Regions from separate parts of the Homo sapiens genome. Here region 2 is linked to region 1. Evidence: chromatin loops called from intact Hi-C (ENCODE). Cell type or tissue: gastrocnemius medialis. All regions are shown on one strand. Each heading gives the region's core, and the rest is flanking DNA. Links, peaks and the distances in the headings are about the cores only. Region 1 overlaps DYSF (dysferlin). Region 2 overlaps LOC124907827 (a long non-coding RNA gene).

What was found. Hi-C counts contacts between places; a loop is a spot of excess contacts. Peaks named below come from ENCODE experiments on the same cell type or tissue, not always from the same donor. Only the 100,000 strongest peaks of a DNase experiment are listed, where the experiment ranks them.
Region 2: a loop joins it to region 1, with 3 times the contacts of the local background. A loop is called at or near these places in 2 of 110 quality-filtered maps.

Annotation. Positions count from the first base shown.
Region 1 is chr2:71,680,286-71,688,613 of GRCh38, reverse strand. DYSF (dysferlin) reads right to left here. Exons shown (of 56, transcript NM_001130987.2): 54 at 7,504-7,613; 55 at 5,937-6,084; 56 at 1,851-2,160. The coding sequence ends at 2,122. Among named protein-coding and RNA genes, the nearest start is that of DYSF, 220 kb to the right of the region's middle. In gastrocnemius medialis, for the core only: no CTCF peak of the experiment used is centred there; DNase peaks (open chromatin) are centred at 2,253, 2,883, 2,993, 4,233 and 5 weaker places; H3K27ac peaks cover 4,877 bases.
Region 2 is chr2:71,738,892-71,747,219 of GRCh38, reverse strand. LOC124907827 (a long non-coding RNA gene) reads right to left here. Exons shown (of 2, transcript XR_007086966.1): 2 at 3,439-4,516. Among named protein-coding and RNA genes, the nearest start is that of DYSF, 280 kb to the right of the region's middle. In gastrocnemius medialis, for the core only: no CTCF peak of the experiment used is centred there; DNase peaks (open chromatin) are centred at 2,799 and 4,179; H3K27ac peaks cover 3,275 bases.

The sequences.
Region 1 (8,328 bases), core at 138-8,137:
TCCCCACCGTGCTGGGAGCTATGGAAGGCAAAGAGTCACATGCAACTCATCCTCAGACCTTGCTCTAGGCCTGCCACATAGAGCATCTCAAGGCGCGTTTGCTGGGGATGGTGTCCCCTTGCCATCCATTCCTCATCCCCCTCTGAGTTTTTCTTAGTGGTCTATGTGGTCTCAGAGAGCAGCTTCAAGCCCAGCACGATGAATGGAGCCAGCTTTAAACTGAAGCCAACCTTGAGAACACAAACTCTCAATGATCTCACATTGAGGAGCTGGATCAGCCTTTACCTGAAACCAATCATCTGGGTGTTTCATTTCTGTAAAGCCATTGAATTCCCTTTCGTAGCTTGAGTGGGGTTTTCCATTACCTGCAACCCAGAGAATCAAGAATAAAGTGAAGGAAGAAATGAAAAAATGAGCACAATGACCCCTAAAGCTCTTTTAATCCAGCTGATAGTTGCATGGTATTCATTCATTTCCTCTTGCCTTTCCGCCCTGGAAGACAAAACAGACCTTCTTTCCAAAGCAAACCCCCTCCTCTCCTTCTCCAGAAACTGATTCCATGAATTACCTCATACTCTTTCTTGTGTCTTTGATCTTTCCCTAACAAGTGGCTTCCTCCTTCCTCCCTTCAAATATTCTCAGGTTTTCCCTCTCCTAAAAATCTCGCTCGGGGCCTCCTGAAGTGGTGGCCCCACCCCTTCCTTCCTCTCCCTCTAGCCCTCCCTAAAGGCCAGCCTCCTCTCACTGCCTCCCCACAGGCATGCTTAGTGTGCTCAGTGAAGGCTCAGCACCAGACTGACCTTCCCAGAAAAGCTCTGACCCCAGTCCCTGCTGTGTCCTACGTGCGGCGTGGCCCCTGGCTCTAGGGTTCAGGTGTCAGGGTCTCAGGACTCATAGCCACCTCTAGCCTGAAGCTCTCCTGAAGTAAGAAGCACCCTGCTTTCAAGGTGTAGCTCCCTCACCCAGGCAGGTTCCAGACATCAACCCTGTCCCAACCACCCCCAGTCCTGCCAATCAGTGAAGAGCCAAGGAGGACTGGGCCAGGATGCAGGGTCACCGTGGAAAACCGGGGACACCCGCTGGGTAACGGGAGTGGAGGCTGCCAGCTCTGTGCTCACAGAGTTCAGCCCCTCAGGCGAGAGATGCAGGAGACTCTTGGAAACGTGATGTTTTCAAGCGCTTGGCTTTCTCTCCAAGTATGTTCCTGCTGCTTCTGTAGATTAAGCCTGATTCCTGCAGGAAATGTCAAACCAATGGCTACAACTAAGCTTTAGACCACAAGAAAAAGGTGTCTTTGTCCAGATCGGATTCTTAAAGCAGAGAGAGGAAGCAGAGAGAGAGAATCGCAAGAAATCCCAGGATTCTATGGGAATAGGCCAAAGCCAGAGGTACAGTGGCCTCCCTGCCTAGGGGATTTCTGGCCGAACCCTCCCCACTGGAGTTCCCTTTCTATAAAATGGAACCTCTTCCCTAGCATGGTCAAAGAAACCAGAAGATACAGGTAGCTGCCCTCCTAGGCAAAGGGCAGCCTGGGAGACGGGGGGGGTGCCCGAGTAAGGAGAAGGCAGGGGGAAAGGGGAAAGTCCTGGATTGGAGAGGAGGCAGAGGAGGCCGGGGCTAAGGCAAACCAGACACCAAGCCCCAAGCCCACCCCACCCCCAACCAGTCTTGTGAAAGAAGAAGCAGTTCCACGGGCCCCACCCACTGCTTCTCAGCTGCCTCTCCCTCCAGAAGGCTGGGCTGGAAGCAGCACCCATACCCCGTCCACCCTCCCCGCCCACCCAGGCATATCCCCCTTCACAGTCACTCCCTGTTCAGGTACTGTAGAGATACACACACTGACACTGCTGTGTGGTTCCAACTGTTTTATACTGAAATATGTCTGAGCTGATCCAAAAAAGCGTTGGGTTGGGGGAGAAGGAAATGATGGAAGTGGGGTGATCTCAGAGCTCCATGTTAGCAACTCTGGGAGTGTGGGCCGGTCCATCTGTCTGTCTGCCCACCCTGGCAGGACAATCAGGCCTAGGAGGTCTGGAGGAGCTCGCCGAGCTGGGCGGAGGAGGCAGGCCAGTCCCATGCTGGAGGGGACCCCACGGCCCCTTCTACAGGGCAGGAGAGTCCTCAGCTGAAGGGCTTCACCAGCTTCATGGCAGCATAGTTCTGGAGGGAGGGAGGAGACAGGGACCCATGGTGATCCCACTGGGGCAGGCACAGCCAGAGCAGCTGTCCCAGACCTGGGGCTCAGAGGATGGGGCTAAGCTGCCAACAGGCAAGAGGCTGGGAGAGGACGCTCGTGGCTCTTCAACCACCTGCCCACGCCTCGCCCTCACCACTTGCCATCCATACCATGTGGGGCTCAACACTCCGCCCTGCCTAGTGCTCCAGCCCATCAGGCAAACCCATACCCTCCGAAACTCCACCCGCACCCTCCCACCTGGGGGCCAAAGCTGCCCAAATTGCTCTGTCTTCTCCCCCATCAAGCCAGGCCCATTTCCAGGTTCCAGCTGACTGCCCAGAGGACTCTGAGCACCCTGGACCTGGCCTCTTCCATCAGACAGGTGCTGAAGGTGGGGCCCAGGGTCCTCCCCCACATGGCAGCCCAGGGCTTACGGGTCATCACACCCCTGTCCAGAAAGCAGAGAGAGAGTTGGGGATGGGCTGTCGTGGATGACCCACGGCACAGCCCAGCACTAGAGACAGGGCACCCTTGATTGAGCCCTGCCTGCTGCAGGATTGACAGTATCCTCCCCTCCCCACTTCTCCCCCCAAAAACCATGAAAACACATACAACACAATACAGGGCTCCTAATTGGGACAGTATGTTCCCCAGCGCCGGCTGGGGAAAGCCAACTCTGGAAACAGAGCCGGCCCTCCTTCCCCGCCAAACGCCTCCTGCCTCCCCACGCTGGCCCTGCTCCCGGCTGGCTCTGAGGGGGAAGCTGAGAGGAATCAGACAGGCTGCCCCCTCATACCCCTCCCAAGGGAATTTCCAAGAGGGTAGGGGATTAGGCCAACTGGAGGAAGCTGCCCTGTCCTTGGGCCCCTCTCCACTAGGCCCTGGCTTGGGGCAGGCAGCCTCTGTCCCATGGCCTGAAAGCCAGGTGAGGGTCACCAGGGCCCGGCCCTCATCATCTGGTACTGGCCAAATGAATGAGTGACTTGGGTGGAAGGAGGCAGGATGTGCTCAGCTTGTAGCAAAGACCTGTGAGCAAAGCCAGTCTGCAGCCTCAGGCCCAGGCCACCCCCTTCATCCCTAGACCCCTTACCTAGGATCTGACATCCCCACACCAGCCCTGGGAGAGGGGAAGCAGGGTCCATATTTTAAAGAGGACAACTTCCAGAAGAACTCAAAGGAGAGTGGCCCGCTGCTGGGGGGACAGGAGACAGGGAGGAGCTCTGACCAGGCCCCCCACAGTACCACTCTGCTTCTGCCCACAGCGATGAGGAAGGACCACAGGCTGGAAGTGACTGGAAATCTTTCCTTCCTCTCCCAGCCAGGCAGCAGGGCCTCCTTCCCCAGGCCCCTGGAGGCCTAGATCTGCTGCCCAGTAGCCTAGCAGTGCAGGGTGCAGCTGGCAGGGGCTGGGCTTAGGCATGTCATGGGTGGTGGTGATGCCACTTTGGACCTGCCTTTCCCCTCCCCTTGGCTTTTCAGAAGGAGGCTTGGCTTAATATACAGCAGCCAGGGAAGATGACAGTGCTCCCCTAAGCACAGTCCCAGCCACAGAAGGCCAGAGCTAACCTAGTGCAGCCCCTTCCTCATGTGAGCAGGAGGGATTTGCCAAGGTCACAGGAAGAGTCCATAATCCTGACTCCAGCGACAGAGCTCTGTCACATCCAACAGGGTTTCTCCAACCATCATGTGCCTACATGCAGATTCCCCCTCAGCAGGCCGGGGCCGGCCGGGGACTCTGAGTTTCTAGTGAGTTCCCTGGTGCTACTGCTGCTAGTCCTCCGACTACACCAAGGGCGAGGGTCTGCAGCAGCTCTTCTCTTCCTAAACTCCCACGGCCTGAGCCTCCCAAAAGAGCATTTGATCATCCACAGTACTTTTCCTTACTCTCTGGTTTCAATGTCTCCCCAGGGAAGTGAGCACTCCCCAGTGGCATGAGGCCTCATCCTCTTCTCCCTCATCCCCAAAACACGCCCTTACCTCCCAGACGCACACACGTGCTTAGAGTCTCTGTGGCTAACTGAACACTGGCCAGCTGGGCTCCGAATGGGAGGAGGAGCTTGAGGCAGGCTGGGAAGGGTGCCCCCTGGGCAGGAGACACCAGGCAGAAGTCCTGGGGCCTGACCCCGGATCTCAGGTCACAGCAACAGCTCATGCTGCAGGACACCACACGTGCACACACTCTTCCACAGTCCTGTATCTCAGCTTATATTTGTAATCTCGTCTCCCTTGGCTTAAAGAGGCCTCCCACATCGTACACACCTCGAGTCCCTGCAACCTAGATCTACCCTGGACCACAGTCAGATTTTGCTGATGGACAAACCTCAGAACCTCAGAAACATTTCTCCATTGCGCCTCAGGTGACCACAGCCAGCTTAGCAGGCCTGGCCTGTAGGCAGACCCTTCACCACCCTGGTTCTAGACTCTCCTTAGTCACTATGGCCCAGATGGTAGCTGGTCCGGACATCCAAACCAGACATCCTTTCCCCAGCTCCTCTCAGTTCAGCTGTTAGAACTGCATGGAAAGCTGTGTGGTTATAACTCTCTTCCTCTCTGAGATGCATTCTGCAGACATGGGCATAGCCAGCTGCAGTGGGATGGAGGGGCTCTTGCCCTTTCCTCCTCCTGGAGGACTCACAGAGCAAAGAGCTCACCTGGGGGCAGTTCCCCAAGCAGCCTGTCTGCCATGGGATCAATGCTCTGGGCCAGTGGCCTGGTGCTGACCAGGACTGAGGCCTGAAGTGGGAATCACAGTGAGCCCTGGATTGGGAGTGTGCATGGAATACTGTGCAGCCTACGGCCAGGCCCTTTCCTTCTCTGGGTGTTTGCGTCTTTGCCACCAACATAAGGTCCTCAAGGGGTGGATTACACCATTCTCTCCACTTTTATATAGGGTTGGAGTTTTCATATTAAAAAGATTTCTTTTAAATTTTAAAGAGCATTAGAAATCAGGTGTCAGCCTGAGAATGCTGCAACCCCTTCAAGGTCTAAAGTATCAGAGACACTGGGGGAGGCTCCCTGGTGATCCGGGTTCCCTGATGAGCTGTGCGGGCTGGGGAAGCACAGGCAGGGACCTTCCTCCCCCAGGCAGGGCCCCACAGAGCAAGGGCACGACAGCCACCTCTGGTATGGCCCCACAAGCTCATCAATTGGCTTCTTACCAAGTGAAAGGAAACCCAAATGGGCACCGAGCCAAGTAAGGGCTCCTGGGCCAGCCTCCCGCTCCCCGACAGCTTCCCTATGCCCACCTGCTGCAGGAGGCAGGACACACTCTATTGAGTGCCTCAGGTGGACCCTGAGATGCTCTCCCAGCCCCAGCTCCTCCCTTCCTCTGGATTTGCAACTGCTGTTAAGACAAAGGGACCTTCTCTGCTCTGCCATCAACATCTCACCTTCCTTTCAGACCCAGTTCCACACCTCCCTTCCAGAAAGTCCCCCTGCCCACCGCAACCCAAAGGGCCTCATCTTCTCCTAACCCCTTCATTACAAATTCTAGGGGCTTGCTGAGGACAGCTTTGTCTCACCATGAAGGGCAAGAACTCAGTTTCTCTCACTGGACTAAGAGCCTCCAAGGGTAGAACTTTGTACACCTACCAGATTGGAGACTCCCCAGAGCTGGGCTCTGTATCCTCATCAGACCAGGGGCTCTCCAAGGACAGAGGTTACTTCTCTCCATTAGACTGGGAGAGCTCTTTGAGGACAATGATGAACTCCCCCATTAGACCCAGAGTTCCCCCACCACAGTGTCGTCAGGCCTGCTCACCGGGAAGGCGTAGATGAAGATGGCCAGGAACAGCAGCAGGATGAAGAGGATGATGAAGAGGATGATGGCCCACCGGAAACGCCGCCACAGGATGAACTTCATGGTCTTGTATGGGGAGGTAAACCACAGGAAGGAGGTGTCGGGGCGCCTGGAAGCGAGATCCCGGAGGTCAACTGGGCATCCTTTACTAGGGCTGCTTTCTCCAAACTCTTCTCTCAACAGCAGGTCCAATGGCCTGGCCCTCCACAGTCCACCCCCAGCGCCTGCCCAGGCCCTGTCCCTAAACTAGCCCTTTGCACCTTGCATTCCCTCTCCCCCAAGCCCTTGCTACAGTATCACCCCCACCTGTGCTGCCCTCCTCTTCTGGGTGCTGCCAAGCCCTAAGCATCCTCAGTGGCCCAGTTTCTCTGCCATCCTCTCCAGGACACCTTCCTTGGTGCCCTCACCCATTCCTGACCCAGGACTTAATCACAAACTGCAGATTTAGGAGCTGGGCAGTGCTTCAAAGTGCTCTCCAGCCCACCGAGCCCCAGATAAGCCAAGACACCTGCCCAGATGCACATGGCTAGTCCATGCTCAGGGAACAACGGTGGGAAGAGAACATAGGAAGCTGGTTCTCTCACAACCAAGAATCTCAAAACCTTTCCCTAGGCCAGCTCCACATCTCAAAATACGTGGAGGATTCTGGGTCTCCATCATGGCCCCGTTAACATCAGATTGCACACTGGTGTCTCACGGGTCTCTCTTTTCTTCCTGTGCAGATCCCAGCATCCTTAGGCAAGGGTGCCTCTCACTGCTCTGCCAGCCCCATGGCACTCAGGCACACGGTGCTAATCACAGCATGGTGACTAACTGAGCCATCTATGCTAAATCCAACTTGAGCCAAGTAGGCTGGTGGGGCGGGATCCAGCAAACACATTCCTGAGCCCCCACAGCCATCTTTCAGTGACTCTGCCCCTGTAACTGCCTTCACAGCATCTACATCCATTGGCTTGGTCTATCTCCCCAAGAGGTCTGTGATGTAGGGAAGACAGGGATTGGGCTCCCCATTTCACAGATGGAAAAATGAAGGCTGAAAAACCATTTGAAAGTCACACTGGCACCATAGGAGAGCCACCGAAGGCAGCTTGGTAGGGTCAAGACCTTGATCGGGCTCTGGAGCCAATCAGACCAGGTGAGAGCATTTCTGCTTCACCACTGTCCTAGCTGGAATGCCCTTATTTAACTTTGCTGAGATTGTTCCTCATCTGTAAAATGGGGATAATAACAACTACCCTGCAGGGAAGGTTCCATAGCACAATGTACACATGCATAGGATAGCATGCTTGGCACACAACCAACAGGTACCCAATAGCACCTGCATCTTGAATTCGCTGAGCCCAGTGTTCTCTGGACAGATGCCCATCACCTTCCCCCTAACTTACTGTGTGGCCTTGGATGAGTCGTGCCCCTCTCTGAGCCACGTGGGCTTTGTGACTTCTACATGGCCATGCAATGGGATGCCTCCTGGACTGTGGCCTATACCCCCAGACCTGTGGGCATTGGGGCTCAGGGGCTGGGCACTGACCTTGGGTCCTCAAGCTTAGGGTTCATGTTGGGCTCATCCCGGCCCTGGCCAGCAGGCCGCTCCTCATGCTCACTCTCTGCTACAATCTCCAAGGTCATTTCCAGCTTGCCCTGAGGGGACAGAGAGCACTTGGTTAGGGGCACGAAGGCTCTGCTCAGTGGCCTGGAGAGTAACCAGGCCAGAAAAAACATAAGGGCCACTTCATTATTTAAAAAAAAAGATGTAGGGTTTCTGAACATAAAAGCAGCACCTGCTCTTTGTAAAACATTTGGAAACTTCAGAAATGTATAAAGAAGGGAGACTGCCACCCCTACTTCCACTACATGGAGACAAGCACTGTTAACATTTGCATGCATCATAGCTGATTTTCTCTGCAAGCTTATGAAATGTCACACTGTGCATATACAGTTCCATAGATGGCTTTTTTCACTTCGGAATATATTTCACTATGTAGTTGTCTATTCTTTAAAGTTCGGTTTTTAATGACTGCCAAACATTGTATGGGATGGTTGACCATAATTATTTAGTAAACTACTTATTTTGGTTCATTTAGGTTGTTTCCAACTCTTTGATAGGGTAAATAATGCTGCAACAAATATCCCAGAACCTAGACTTTTAAAATTTATTGGGTTATTTATTTAGAAGGATTTTAGAAGTCGGATGACAGAGTCCGAGGGCATAAATATTGTTAAATCTGTTACTATATGTTATCAAATTTCTTCCTCCACACAGTAAAACCATTAGTGCTCCCAGCAGAAGTAAAAGGGGGGCCTGTCTTCTCTCTGCATGCTCAGCAGCAATGAGCATTTCTGTTTTAAAAATATA
Region 2 (8,328 bases), core at 36-8,035, 59 kb before region 1:
GCTGGGGGAGCCGGCTGGCTGTCTCCAGATGATTAAGGAACTGGCAGCAGCTCCGTGGTCCAGGGAGGCTCCAGCCAGCAATGCAGTCTTCCCTCTTTTCTTTTTGGCACCAGGCGGGCCTATTGATGTTTATCAGCCCGTGTTTATTATTCTTAACGCTGTTCAGGATGTTCCTCCCGGCTGGGGAGAGTGAGGCAGGCCAGGGAGAGAGCCTGGGGCCGGGACCTTGGCCTCGCTGCCACCCAGGGTGTGTGTCAGAGCTGGAAGGCTCACAGCTCAGCCAGCTCAGCAGCCTCATTGACAGATAAAGAAGTTGAGGCCACAGAATGGGAGTGATTTGCCCAAGATCACAAGCAAATTAGGTGCAGGGGATTCTCTGCAAAGAGAACTTAGAGAGCTTGAACTCAGCTCTCTCAGTTCCTATGGCCCCTGAGCAGTGTCTGGTGTTTGGTTCAACACTTACGGCGTGCCTGTTACGTGGGCGTGCTCTGGAAGACCAGGTAGGAGTTACCCAGAGGATGAAGGCTGAAATGGGGGTAGGAAGTTGGTAGAAAGGGCAGAGAAAACAGCCTGGGCAAGAACTGGGAATATGTAGATCCTTCCAGAGTTGGATATATCTAAAAAACAGGGTGAAGATGGGCCGAGGCAGAAAACATGGCTGGAAAAACCAGTAGTACCGACTTTTTTCCAAACTGGAGAACCCCCTGAGAGCCCTCGCTGTTCAGGTGCAGTGTGCAGAGGCAATGCGACCAGCCTGCTTCCTTCCTCGAGCATTATTTATACTCAAGCTCATGGCTGCTGCCTCAAATCCCACCTCTAGAACTGTATTTCTCAAACACTCATTCCCCTACTTATGCAATTGACCCCTACTAGGATAGGAGAAAAGATGGACTGGTGGTTGTATCTGCTCACTGGGAGACTGCGTGTCTCCCTCCAGAGTAACTGTTTGATGGGTATTTTAGCTCATTTGTGCTGCTAAAACAGAATACCTGAGACTGGAACATTTATAAAGAACAGAAATGTATTTCTCACAGTTCTGAAGGCTGCACAGTCTGAGATCAAGGTGTCAGCATCTTGGTAAGACCTTCTTGCTGTGTCCTTACATGGCACAAGGCAGAAGAAGTGAACCCACATGCACTTCATATAGCAGCATGACTCCATTGGTAAGAGTGATGCCCTCATGACCTAAACAACTCCCATTAGGCCCCACCTCTTAATACTGTTACAATGGCAACTGAATTCCAACATGAGTTTTGAGGGGAATAAACATTCAAGCCCATTCAAGCAATGGGCAGTGGCAGCAGCTTAGGCTGAGACCTGGCTCAGGAGGGTCATGGTGGGGAGGTAATGTCCCTCTGGAACCTAAGGCTGAAGATTCCATGCCAAGGGCTACAGCCCAAGACATCAGCCTGAATAACCCCTCTAGGTTGAATCTAAGCCTCCCGGTCTCTCCCACCCTACAGAGGATGAGGCCTTCCACTCCCTGAGCTAAATATGGTGACACTTCAGCCCCAGCATTAATCGAGGTCCCAGGACTAGGGGGACATTCTTCCAGCTTCTGTCCCTCCTCTTCTCCCAGTCCACCTTCTCCCAGGTTCCCAGTGAACTTTCCCAGAGTTTATCTCCTCCAGGAAGTCCTCCCAAAGTGGATCCTCTTGATGCTGAAAACTTAAGTGGTGAAGACTCAAGAGTCAAGCACAGAGTTTGCCTCATATTTATCCAAACTTGTCTCTCTTCTGTTTATGGCCTTTAGCCGGGTGTGCTCTCCCTCCCTGATCAGTGAGCACCCTTAGCCCCACTGAGATGGATGAGCCTGTAGTAATTCCACTCTGGGTCCTTCTCAGCCCTTTCTGAGCCTGCGAGAAGTTGAAACAGGATCAGCGATGCACCTGGATGACCTGCTGACTTGAATAAGTCCCAAGAAGGTGATTCTAAGCCCTGGGATTCTGAGACCCAAACCTGTTATCACCAAGGCTGAGGTCTCTTTGTCCCTGCAATAGATTCTATGCCCCACATACTAGATGGGAGGCAGATAACTATCTGCAAAAATAAACAATAAACAGAACTGGAAAACAGTGAGGCTGGCAATACCTGGAGAGAGAGTTTGTAGGCAACACTGGCTGAATGAGAGGGAGCTTGAGCAGCCCAGGGCTCCTGAACATCAGGAGGAGGGGCAGTGGCAAGAGGAGACAGCTGAGGGAACTGCCGAGCATGAAAGGCTCACTAGTGAGCATGGACTGGGAGTCAGGAACCTGGGATTCTAGGGCTGCCTCTCACCAACACGGGGGACTGCAGGTCGAGCCCTTGCCTCCAAGGACCTCATCAGTACAGTGAAGATGTTGGTCCAAAGCACTCCTGTGACGCTTCTCAGGTCTGAGTGTCGCGATTTCATTCTGCTTCAATGCTCATGCTCTGTGATTGCAGTGCACATGGAAACACACCTGGGGGGATGCATTTCCAGCCTCGATATCTCAGAACCAGGACCCTGGAAACACAATAAATGTTCCTGACCTTCCTGCAGTGTCTGAAATGCCCAGCATAGATCAGGGTAGAAGAGTGAAGTTTCCCTAACAGCTGAGGTAGCAAAGATCAAACAGCTGACCCACGCACAGAGCTTCCATTAGTCCTCTGTGTGTAAGGCCAGTCATTAGTTAGGGCCAGAAGAAGGCAATGAAAATAGGGCACAGTTCAGAGCAGGGAAGCAGATGCAGCACACATTCCTGTCTGTGCCAAGAGCTGTCATGCAGGCAGGATTGATTCATCACTTCATTCATCTCTTCAGCCATTCATATCATTCACTCCTTGAGCTCTCCCCAGCTGTCATTTGCAGGCCAGGTTCTGTGCAGCCAGGAAGGATTAGATGAGTAAGATGGCCCCTGCCTGAAGGAGTGCATGGCCAGGGTGGGGACACAGATGAGTACGAGCAGTTAGGGGCCACCAAGGCTTCGGGAGGCTAAGGGAAGTGTCTGCATGGGCAGGGACTCTGAGGAAGGAGCATGCAGAAGGAGGCGCCAGCCCCTGGCCTTGAGCCGTGAACAAGAGAGAAGGAATAGCACCACCAGGCCTGCATTTGGGGTCTGAAGAGAGTGGACTTGAGCCAGAAGATCAGGGGAGGCCACCAAAGGGTTGGGAGTGCAATGTGCTCAGACCTATGCTATCGGGTGAAGGATGTCAGTGTCCTGAGCCAGGGCAGGGGTGGCAGGGGTGGGAGGGGTGGCAGGGGTGGGAGGGGTGGGGACCAAGGAAGAGAAGTTGGGGAGAGCAAAGGTCATTGCTGCAGGAAGTAGGGGTGATGTGGGGTATCAACCTAGACACACATTTTTCTGGCCTGAACAACTAGGGAGGTGGTGTTGACCACACACGAGTGGGTTTAGGGGGAGATGATGAGTTCAGCCTTCTCAGAACCACACACAGTTGTATTTTCTTCAAGCACAAAGGTTTTATCAACAGTCCACACGATTTATTGTTCCATCCATCTGCATCTATTATCCTTTAGATTCTGAGTCCTTTATAATCAGAGACAGAGAAGAGCACAGAGACAAGGGGAACAACCCAGAGGGAGAGACCAGCAGAGCCAACTTTTCTCTTCTCTTCTCTTTCCTTCTTCCCTTAGACCATGCCGCTCATGGCTGTGAGCTCATCCCATGGGCTTGCACGGTCCTGAGTCTACTCCCCCACCTCATTCTGACAGCGGTCCTGGAAGGTTTGTGAAATGGAGGCCTCAGGAGGAGTCGTAACTCGTCAGAGGTCACACTTCTCAGGCACTAAACGTTTCCTGATGTCAGTGGGGCCACCGAGACAGGCGGTTCTGCCTCCCCTGGTCGCCATCAAAAGTATCAGGGGCAGGGGATGGTGGAGTGGCCCCCAGGGCCTGGGAAACAGCAAGACTCCTCCTGGCCCATGGAACTGGGTGGCCAGGGGATGCCTCTGGTGGATGTAGCAGGGGTCTCCTCCCCACATGAAAGTTTGAGAATATGAAAAAAATGTCAGGTCTGAATTCCTGTGGAAGGGCCTCCTGACCTTCTCTACTGTGGTGTGGTTTGAGTTTCCTGGAAACCAAGCCCCCGACTAATGGTTCCACTCTCTTTTCTAATAAATACGTGGCCCTGGGCCCGGCTCCCTTCTCTGCTTTGTCATGAGGGACCCGTTATTTATGACTTGGAGATGAGTCACAGGCCTTGGCAAGGAGTTCACTGCTCTGGGCTCAGTGTATTTTTCCACTCAGTAGCAAGCGAAGGAGGGCGCTTGTAAATTCTCCTGTCGAAACGACTCCGTAGGTGTCTTCACAGGGATGCTCCTCCTAGCTTGGCCATAAATCTATTCCCTGTTGGACATTCCTGGTGGTCTTTCGTTGCTGCCCAGGAGAGTGGGTGGGGGCTCTTATGGACTCTGGACTCAGCTCCCATCCCAGCTCACAGGCCACACAAACAAAACTGCCATATCTTCTTTGGGGATTTTTCCAAGATACCTTGGGGCACAGTGAGTTGGGGAGATGGAGGGGTCAGGTCAGTGAGTCCTAGAGAAGAAAAAGGGTGGAACATGAGAAAAAAAGGCAACACGATATAGGGGCTTCTAGAACTCCCCATGACCCACAGAGCCCAGTCTGCATTCCCCAACTGGGCACTCCTGACTCTCTGTGTTAGGGCCAACCCTCACCTAGCCCAGGACTGTCCTGGACACCCTGTGTTTACTCCCTGCTTTGCTCCAGATCTTCTTCACACCTAAAATACCCTTCCCTCCCTCCCATCCACTCTCAGAGCCTCTACTCAAGGACTATGCTGTTATTCATCAGGCAGTGTTGTAGATAATTTCTTATTTCCTACTCATTTGTCTTATTTCCTCAAGTAGATTATGAGCTCCCGAGCAGGAAATCTCATGTCTCTTTTCATCAACTACATGATGACCACGGACTTTGGGGTGGGGGATTAGGGAAGAGGTGTCAAGAACTGTGAAGGAGCTCAGATTCTGTCCTTCTTGCAAGCCAGCAAGCTAGCTGCCACTGTTTCATGGATGCTGGCAGAAGACACAAGACTCCTGGGTCAGAGACAAAGGATAGTTCATTACTCACAAAAATAAGCAGTAACCAGAGAATCAACATTGGCACCAGTCCCGTGAATCCTAATTCCTACAGGGTAATGTAAAGAAGGCCAGGTGATGCCTGCACACACAGTGGGTTGCATTACAGGAGAGAAGGGATCTCTAGCTTAGGCATCCTGAATCTTTTATAATAGGCATAATAATGCCTAAATTTTGATCCAGAGGAAGGCCTTGTCTTTATTATATTGGATAGTAAACAAAGGTGTCCTTTGCTCCAGAGGGAGATACCTTTATCTTCTCAAACTATTAACTAAGCAAACAACCTTGAAAAGGTAGTCAGGAATAAAAGGAGCCTGTGCTTTTCCTGGCAAGATGTGCAGAAACATGACAGACCCATGGAAAACTGTCTCCCACAGGGCACTTCATTAATTTTTTTTATTCATCTCATAATGACCATCTCCAGCATTATCCAAAAACCTTGTCATAGCACACCAGCACAGTGATTCCTAACTCTGGATTGCACATCAGACTCTTGGTGAGGTTTAGGGCAAGGGTGGAGGATGTACCTTATTTGTAAAATCATATTGCAGCAAGCTCTCTTGGTCCCCTGTCCAAAGCCCCTCAATACTTCCTCCACAGACCAAAGACTGCCTGCTATACAAACCTGTGACTCTGCTTGTGCATGGGACAAGCCAGAACACTGGAGAATTAATGCTCCCAGAGGTAGCCCTCAGAAAAAGAAAGATGGGAAGATGGAAGATAAATATCCCAGCTTCCTTCCTCCTGGCTTGGAAAACTCTGTCTTCCATAGTTTCCCATAGATGGAGCCCCAGTTGCCCACATTGATAGCTACTTGATAATACTCCTTTTATCGGCTTCTTCTCTTCTTTGTCTCTCTTCTTCCCTCCCCCCGGTGCTTTGGGGGTTACTTTCCTGCTTGCATTTAAATCCTTGTCTCAGTGACTATTTCTAGGGATCCCACCTAAGATACTTAACTAGCATCATGATGCGCTATGTTTGAAAATGGATTTTACATTTCAGTCTTTAATCCATATTGAGTTGATTTTTGTATATGGTGTAAGGAAGAGGTACAGGTTCAATTTTCTGCATATGGCTAGCGAGTGTTTTCAGCACCATTTATTAAATAGGGAATCCTCTCCCCATTACTTGTTTTTGTCAGGTTTGTCGAAGATCAGATGGTTGTAGGTGTGAAGTCTTATTTCTGAGATCTCTATTCTGTTCCATTGGTCTATATGTCTGTTTTTGTACCAATAGCATGCTGTTTTGGTTACCGTACCTTTGTCGTATAGTTTGAAGTCAGGTAGTATGATGCCTCCATCTTTGTTCTTTCTGCTTAGGATTGTCTTGGCTACTCAGGCTCTTTTTTGCTTCCATATGAATTTTTAAATACTTTTTTTCTAATTCCGTGAAGAATGTCAATGGTCATTTAATGTGAATATCATTGAATCTATAAATTGCTTTAGGCAGTATGGCCATTTTCACTATATTGATTCTTCCTATCCATGAGCATGAAATGTTTTTCCATTTGTTTGTGTCATCTCTGATTTCCTTGAGCAGTGCTTTGTAGTTCTCTTTGAAAAGGTCCTTCATTTCCCTTGTTAGCTGTGTGCTTAGGTGTGTGTGTGGCAATTATGAATGGGAGTTCATTCATGATTTGGCTCTCGGCTTGCATGTTGTTGGTGTATAGGAATGCCAGTGATTTCTGCACATTGATTTTGTATCCTGAGACTTTGCTGAAGTTGTTTATCAGCTTAAGAAACTTTTGGGCTGAGACAATGGGATTTTCTAAATATAGGATCATGTAATCTACAAACAAAGATAGTTTGATTTCCTTTCTTCCTGTGTGAATACCATTTATTTCTTTCTCACCTGGTTGCCCTGGCCAGAACTTCCAATACTATGTTGAATAGGAGTGGTGACAGATGGCATCCTTGCCTTATGCCTATTTTCAAGGGGAATGCTTCCAGCTTTTGCCCATTCAGTATGATATTGGCTGTGGGTTTGTCATATATGGCTTTTATTATTTTGAGGTCTGTTCCTTCAATACCTAGTTTATTGGGAGTTTTTAATATGAAGGGATGTTGAATTTTACCAAAGGCCTTTTTTGCATCTATTGAAATAATCATGTGGTTTTTGTCTTTAGTTCTGTTTATGTGATGAATCAAAACCCTAGAAGAAAATCCAAGCAATACCATTCAGGACATAGGCACAGGAAAGATTTCATGATGAAAATGCCAAAAGCAATTGCAACAAAGCAAAAATTGACAAATAGGATCGAATTTAACTAAAGAGCTTCTTCATAGCAAAAGAAACTATCATCAGAGTGAACAGACAACCTACAGAATGGGATAAAAATTTTGCAATCTATCCATCTGACAAAGGTCTAACATCAAACAATTTACAAAAAAAAAACCATTAAAAAGTGGGCAAAGGATATGAACAAATACTTCTCAAAAGAAGACATTCATATGGTCAACGAACATATGAAAAAAAGCTCAACATCACTGATCGTTAGAGAAATGCAGTTAAATACCACAATGAGATACCATCTCACACTAGTCAGAATGGCTATTATCAAAAAGTCAAAAACCAACAGATGCTAGCAAGGTTGTACAGAAAAAAAGAATGCTTTTACACTGTTGGGAGTGTAAATTAGGTCAACCATTGTGGAAGACAGTGTGGCGATTCCTCAAAGACCTAGAGGCAGAAATACCATTTGACCCAGGAATCCCATTACCAGGTATATACTCAAAGGAATATAAATTATCCTATTATAAAGATACATGCACCCTTATGTTCATTGCAGCACTACTCAAAATAGAAAAGACATGGAATCAACCTAAATGCCCATCAATGCAGATTGGATAGAGAAAATGTGGTACATATGTATCATGGAATATTATGCAGCCATAAAAAGGAACAAGATCATGTCCTTTGCAAGGACATGGATGGAGCTGGAAGCCATTATCTTCAGCAAACTAATATAGGAACAGAAAACCAAATACTGGATGTTCTTACTTATAAGTGGGAGCTGAGTGATGAGAACACATGAACACTTCAAGGGGAACAACACTCTGGGGCCTGTCAGAGGGTGGGGGTGGAGTGGGAAGAGGAAGAGCATCGGAAAGAATAGCTAATGGATGCTGGGCTTAATACCTAGGTGATGGAATGATCTGTGCAGCAAACAACCATGGCACACGTTTACCTATGTAACAAACCTGCACATCCTGCACATGTGTCCCTGAACTTAAAATAAAAGTTGGAAAGAAA